Regions from separate parts of the Homo sapiens genome. Here region 2 is linked to region 1. Evidence: read pairs that join two places in POLR2A ChIA-PET (ENCODE). Cell type or tissue: GM12878. All regions are shown on one strand. Links, peaks and the distances in the headings refer to the core of each region. The heading gives the core; the rest is flanking DNA. Region 1 overlaps LOC107984486 (a long non-coding RNA gene). Region 2 overlaps DUSP16 (dual specificity phosphatase 16).

Evidence for each region. ChIA-PET counts read pairs that join two places held together with the same protein. Peaks named below come from ENCODE experiments on the same cell type or tissue, not always from the same donor. Only the 100,000 strongest peaks of a DNase experiment are listed, where the experiment ranks them.
Region 2: POLR2A ChIA-PET joins it to region 1 with 17 read pairs; 11 of 35 experiments call an interaction of 5 or more read pairs at or near these places.

The regions. Positions count from the first base shown.
Region 1 is chr12:12,581,392-12,584,311 of GRCh38, reverse strand. All of the region lies in intron 1 of LOC107984486 (a long non-coding RNA gene), which reads left to right. Among named protein-coding and RNA genes, the nearest start is that of DUSP16, 20 kb to the right of the region's middle. RefSeq lists an enhancer at 810-869. In GM12878, for the core only: no CTCF peak of the experiment used is centred there; DNase peaks (open chromatin) are centred at 1,231 and 1,821; H3K4me3 peaks cover 614 bases; H3K27ac peaks cover 2,499 bases.
Region 2 is chr12:12,533,816-12,536,735 of GRCh38, reverse strand. The region is part of intron 1 of DUSP16 (dual specificity phosphatase 16); the gene reads left to right. Among named protein-coding and RNA genes, the nearest start is that of DUSP16, 28 kb to the left of the region's middle. RefSeq lists enhancers at 1,038-1,539, 1,721-2,686. In GM12878, for the core only: no CTCF peak of the experiment used is centred there; no DNase peak of the experiment used is centred there.

The sequences.
Region 1 (2,920 bases), core at 154-2,653:
TTTGTTTGTGTGAGACAGTGTCTCACTCTGTCACCGACACTGGTGTGCAGTGATCATAGCTCACTTGCAGCCTCGACCTCCCAGGATCAAGCTGTCCTTCCACCTCAGCCTCCCAAGTACTATACTCCCTGGGACTATAGGCGCACACCTTCACACCCCGCTAAATTGTTTTGTATTTTTGTAGAGAAAGGGTCTCACTGTGTTTCTCAGGCTAGTCTTGAATTTTTGGGCTCAAGCGATCCACCCACTTCAGCCTCCCAAAGTGCTGGGATTATAGGCATGAGCCACCGTGCCCAGCCTAAGTATGTTGATGAATTCATCTTATTCAGATGATCTTAACTTCCCATTAATTTTTGCTATGTACATTCTTATGCCACCCTTCCTCCAGACAGGCTGACTGCTTTGGTTTTCCATGAATATATCTTTCACTTTTCTTGCCTTTGATAATGGTTTCCTATTATAATTTATAATTCATCACATGAAATAGTAGGTACTATATCATTTCTAGAATGTCATAATTTCTCTTTCCTGCCAATCCAGATTCTTTCCATTTTTTAAGGTCTCTCCTAAACGTTGGCTTGGTGACACTTTCCCTCATTACTTCTGTACTTATCAGTGTCTCATTTTTCTGAACCAATTACCCTTGGCTTAGCACTTGATGCCATTAATCTGTCAGGTACACTTAGCTGCTGTTTCCTGTATATTCATTTTGTGTCTTCAGCTCAAATGAAAACAGTCCTCAATCCAGCCTTGTTTCAGAACATGCAGTAAATATATAGTGACTATTAAATCTATTAGATCCAACATTCTAGAATAATTTTTCAGGTCTACAGCCTCTTATCAAAAGACTGGCCTATGAGGGTGGGCAGAGGGTTTGGGAATAAGAAGTTCCTGCTGCATTGGACAAGGTCCTTTCGCCTCTGGGCCATGTTGTCAGCGAAGTACTTAAGCACAGGGGCTCCGAAGGTGAGGGGCTGGGAGTAGACCATCAGACCATCCCTGACACAGACAGGAAAGTGTCCCCATTCAAATCTCATTCTTGCTGTGACAGGCTTTGCCTTTAACTAGTTTCTCAAACTTCTTGTACTTTTACACAACATTTGCCCTACTGAGAAACTGGCTTTGCGTGAAACTTCCCATGGCTTGAAGCAAGTCCCCATGACGGTGTTTGCATACCACTGGGGTTTTGTTCCTCCCACACATGCCAATAAAGATGAAGTGGCACTAAGATGACGTGATATGAAGGACATCACTGCAGCCTGCAAAGCAGAGAATGTTTGAACTATGTCAAAGAGTCATACCAGGGTTTCACAATTACAGAAAAGGCCAAGAAAGACTAGTCAAGAATGCAAGGTGAATAACGTTGTCTCTGCTCCAGTTCTCACGGGTGCTGTAGCCCCCACTGAACGCCCATTTCTCTGCACTCCTGTAGTACATATCATCTGGACTACACAATTCAGTCCTGCATTATACAGTGTCCTTCAAAAATTGCTTTGTGTGTTGTGTTCTCCCAGCTAGTTGTAAGTTCCTGAGAATACAGACCACATCTTATACTTCCTTGCTATTGTATATAGAGCCTTGCAATACCATTTAACTCAGTGTTGGGCACAATAAAATTCTCAACAGTAAATGTTGATGGATTTGGTTTTGGAAATGTAAATTTATAAAAAGTGGCCCTGCAAAGGAGAATGAGAAGACTCACTTCCTTTTGAGGGCTGTGGGCCTGGGAGTCCCATCGTCATTTGCAGTGTTGCCAGCAGCAGCAGCCTTCTTTCACAGGACAGGGAGTCAGTACAGCACCAGTAAGACACGTGGTTTCATTGCTTTCCCACTCAGAAGAAGACCACTCAGCACAGTGCCGGAGACCCTGCCCTGATTCCCCTTTCTCCTCCCAACCACAAAGGCCATGCAGGTAGAACTTGAGGGGCATCAGAGATTATCTGACTGAACTCCCTTGTTTTGTAGATGAGGAAACAAGGCAAGAGCAGCTGAGGGTGGTGGAAAGCATATGCATGGGCTTTGGAGTTAGGCAGTACTGGACTCTAATCCCAGTGCTGTTACCCTTTAGCTGTGCGATTGTGGGAGAGTCTGTTAACATCTCAGAGCCTTGATTTCCTCATCTTTAAAGTGTAACAATGGCGACCCACAGGAAATGTTGTAAAAACTCAGGGAAATAATATATGCAAACACAGTGCTTGGCAATAATAGATGCTCAATACCTGTTGGGCTCTCTATTTTCCTTCTCTTGAGTCTCCTGCCCAAAGTCATAAAACAATTTAGTGCTAGCCTCTCCTGTTTTTCAAGCTGTTTTCTTTCAATCAGGTACTAAAGCTAACCTCCTACCCACTAGAAAATTAGGATCAACCATTAACACATTTTTTAATGCTGAAATTTATAACAAAATTTTTAATGCTCACCAGACGTGGTGGCTCATGCCTGTAATCCCAGCACTTTGGGAGGCCAAGGCAGACAGATCACCTGAGGTCGGGAGTTCGAGACCAGCCTGACCAACATGGAGAAACCCTGTCTCTACTACAAATACAAAATTAGCCGGGCGTGGTGGTGCATGCCTGTAATCCCAGCTACTTGGGAGCCTGAGGCAGGAGAATTGCTTGAACTCAGGGGGCAGAAGTTGTGGTGAGCCGAGATCACGCCATTGCACTCCAGCCTGGGCAACAAGAGTGAAACTCCATGTCAAAAAAAAAGAAAATCCCAAGATTTGGACATATTTATTTGGAGCACTTTTATATACCTTGAGATAAAAGAACTTAAAAGATAGAAATACTAAATTTCAGTGTCAGATTCAAAGGTATTGAGGTTTTATCCATTTCCAACTACAGTGTTTGAACTTTTGGTACTCCTAAAATAGTACTCATGGCCTTTTACCCCTTACAAAAATAAAAAAAATTCTGGCTTTGGT
Region 2 (2,920 bases), core at 213-2,712, 48 kb after region 1:
TCGTTCTTGTTGCCCAGGCTGGATTGCAATGGCAGCGATCTTGGCTCACTGCGACCTCTGCCTCCCAGGTTTAAGTAATTCTCTTGCCTCAGCTTCCTGAGTAGCTAAGATTACAGGCATGTGCCACCATGTCCGGCTAATTTTTGTATTTTTAGTAGAGACAGGGTCTCACCATGTTGGCCAGGCTGGTCTTGAACTCCTAACTTCAGGTGATCCATCAGCCTCGGCCTCCCAAAGTGCTGGGATTACATGCATGAGCCACTGTGCCCGGCCTATTTCAGCCTTTTATTATGTCTAATTATTCTGGTTTATAAACAATGACCTAATTAGTAAAACTTGAGCCTGTACATAGTGCTCATTTTGCTTTACATTAGCTTATGTGAAGCTGGGACAGAATAAGACATTGAGATATTTTCAGATATTATTCTGGTGCAATAATTCAATCATGTAGTCTAGATAGCCATTTTCATGGGTACTTTCAGTGCCCATGACATATAATAAGGGTATATCTTGTGCCAGGCACATTGCCTTGGATTTAGACTATTAACAGTCTCTTGGCTCTCAGGTTTTATAGTTACCATTCTAGACTGAGCGCATCCATAGGCAACTAAAACTGTATGGTACTGTAAGGAGACTAGTCAGTCAGTCTCCTTAAATCTATTCTCACCTCAGTCCATTCTGAATAGAGTTACCAGAGTGAAATTCTCTTAGTAGTGTTCTTATGTTATTTTCATAAAGCGTACAGTGGCCTAGATGGCTTTAGACTTCAGGATTCTTTACCATCTAGCCCCTTTTACTCTACCAACTTATTTTGTTACTTGTTGACATAATCTGTAGCCAGGAAAGCCTGCATACAGTTTGTTATCCCTCTGTCTTTGCTCATGCGTTTTCTGCATCTGGAATCATCTTCCTCTCTTCTCTCTGCTGGTTCATGTCCCTATTTTCTTTCAAAACTCTCTTTGAAATTTACATTTTTCAGGAAGCCTTTCTCTTTGGCTTGCTGGACATCTGACCGGCATGTTATCTTTTCATATTTGTTCAAAATGTCATTTTCAACATTTACTCAACTAATTAATATCAAGGACTTGCCATCAATTCTCTTTTTCCCTGCATTGGGTTAGAAACCTAATTTAACTTCAACACTGACATATTGGTATTTTAGAGTGGGAAATTGAGACTTTGATAGGAAGGTGTTTGTTGCTGCTGCAGGTAATGTGCCTGAACCCAACTGACATTACACCCAGAATTATAGAGGGCCAAGTATAGTACTGTGTAAAAATGACAGAATAACCTCTTAAAAAAGAAAAAATAAAAAAGAATAGCAAATAGAAACACCATTCTCTCAAACTTTGATTTGTAGAAGCAGATGTTTTGTAAAAAAAAATTTTTTTCCCCTTAGACTCATTGATATTTATCTTCTTCTATGGGATATAGCCCATTACTATTTGTTTTGCTATTAAGATTGTTTGGGAAACCCTTCTAAAGAATCAGACAACAGCGTTACTGGGAGCTGAGGTAAGGAGAACTAACAGCTCACCGAGGCTGGTGGAGGAGGATGGGCAGGGCTGAGCGGCTGAGCACTGGCACAGGTGTCCGTCCTAATGTGCCAGGCAGACTCTTGATGAAGCCAGCTTTTTCTGCATGTGCAGAGGTTATTTCTGCTTTTAGAATCTGAGCACTAGATTATAAAATAATTCAGATCTTGTTTGTTTTCTAAATAATCTAGTGTGAAAATCCTGAGAATTTGTGTCTTCCTGTGAGGCTTAGGTGGAAGTCTGACTTAGTATCTGGAACATGAGGTATTTAAGGGCTAATATAAATGTAAAATATTGAATTGATGATCTTTACTTAGTATAACCAACCATGTGTGAAACACCAAACTGGAAAAATTTTACCTTTCTCCTCCAAAATAAAACTTTTTTTTAGAGTAACAAATCAAAGATTTTAAAGGCTGATAGATGATAAAATACCTGAATTCACGGGTGACTGTCTCAAACCAGTCTGGAAAATATTACTTGTTATAATAGCAGTACATCAAGGGACTTGGCAGTTCCTCCTCAAAAAATAGAAAATGAATGTATGATAAGAGCTTAACATCAGACAGGAAGAGGCTTGGTTATACTCATGAAGAGAGAAATTAAGATGAATATGAGGATGAAGAAACAGCAAAGCCTCTAAGGACAAAAGAAGGGTCCAGAAACTACAGTTAGATGATGTGATGGAGCCGAATTATAGAAAAAGACAGTGGAAAGGACAAAGTGGAAAAAATAACCAAGGGATGAGGACAGAGAATGTTCCGACTCCCGTCTGGGGCTACTCCGCTAGCCTTTAGTGTCCTTGCTTTCCTGTGGTGCTGTGATTCTTCAGCCTAGGTCTTGGCCTGTCACTTTGTGGTACTTTGCTCCTGATACAGCTTCCTGATATCATTAACTTCCAGGGCCCCAGCAGGGGGAAGTGTGCGGACAGATGCAATGACTTAAATTAGCACAGACTAGGATCCTGCAGTGAATGAACAGCGATGCTGTTGCTGCATCTTTCTCTGCTACCTGGCCGCCCTTTCTTTTTTCCTTACCTGGTAGAGTAACAAAATCCCCAAAGGGGTCTCCTGCATACTGTGGGATTGGAAGAGAAGTGGAAATAGTTGCTCAGAGCAAGCCTTGAAAATCCCCTGTCACAAAGGAATTACCTGGAACAGTTACCCCAGAGTTACCCGTTTTAGTTTGTGTGTTGTAGGGTATAAACTCTCACACCATAATATGACTGCTTAATGATAAGTCAGCCCTGTCCCTGTTAGGAGACTTTGCTGAGAACTGAGGCACACTTACAGCAATATCTTTTTGTTCTAAGTGAAATAATCTTTAGATATTAGTGATCACTGAATTCCTCATTATACAAGTAGGAAAAACACAGGCTTGGGGAA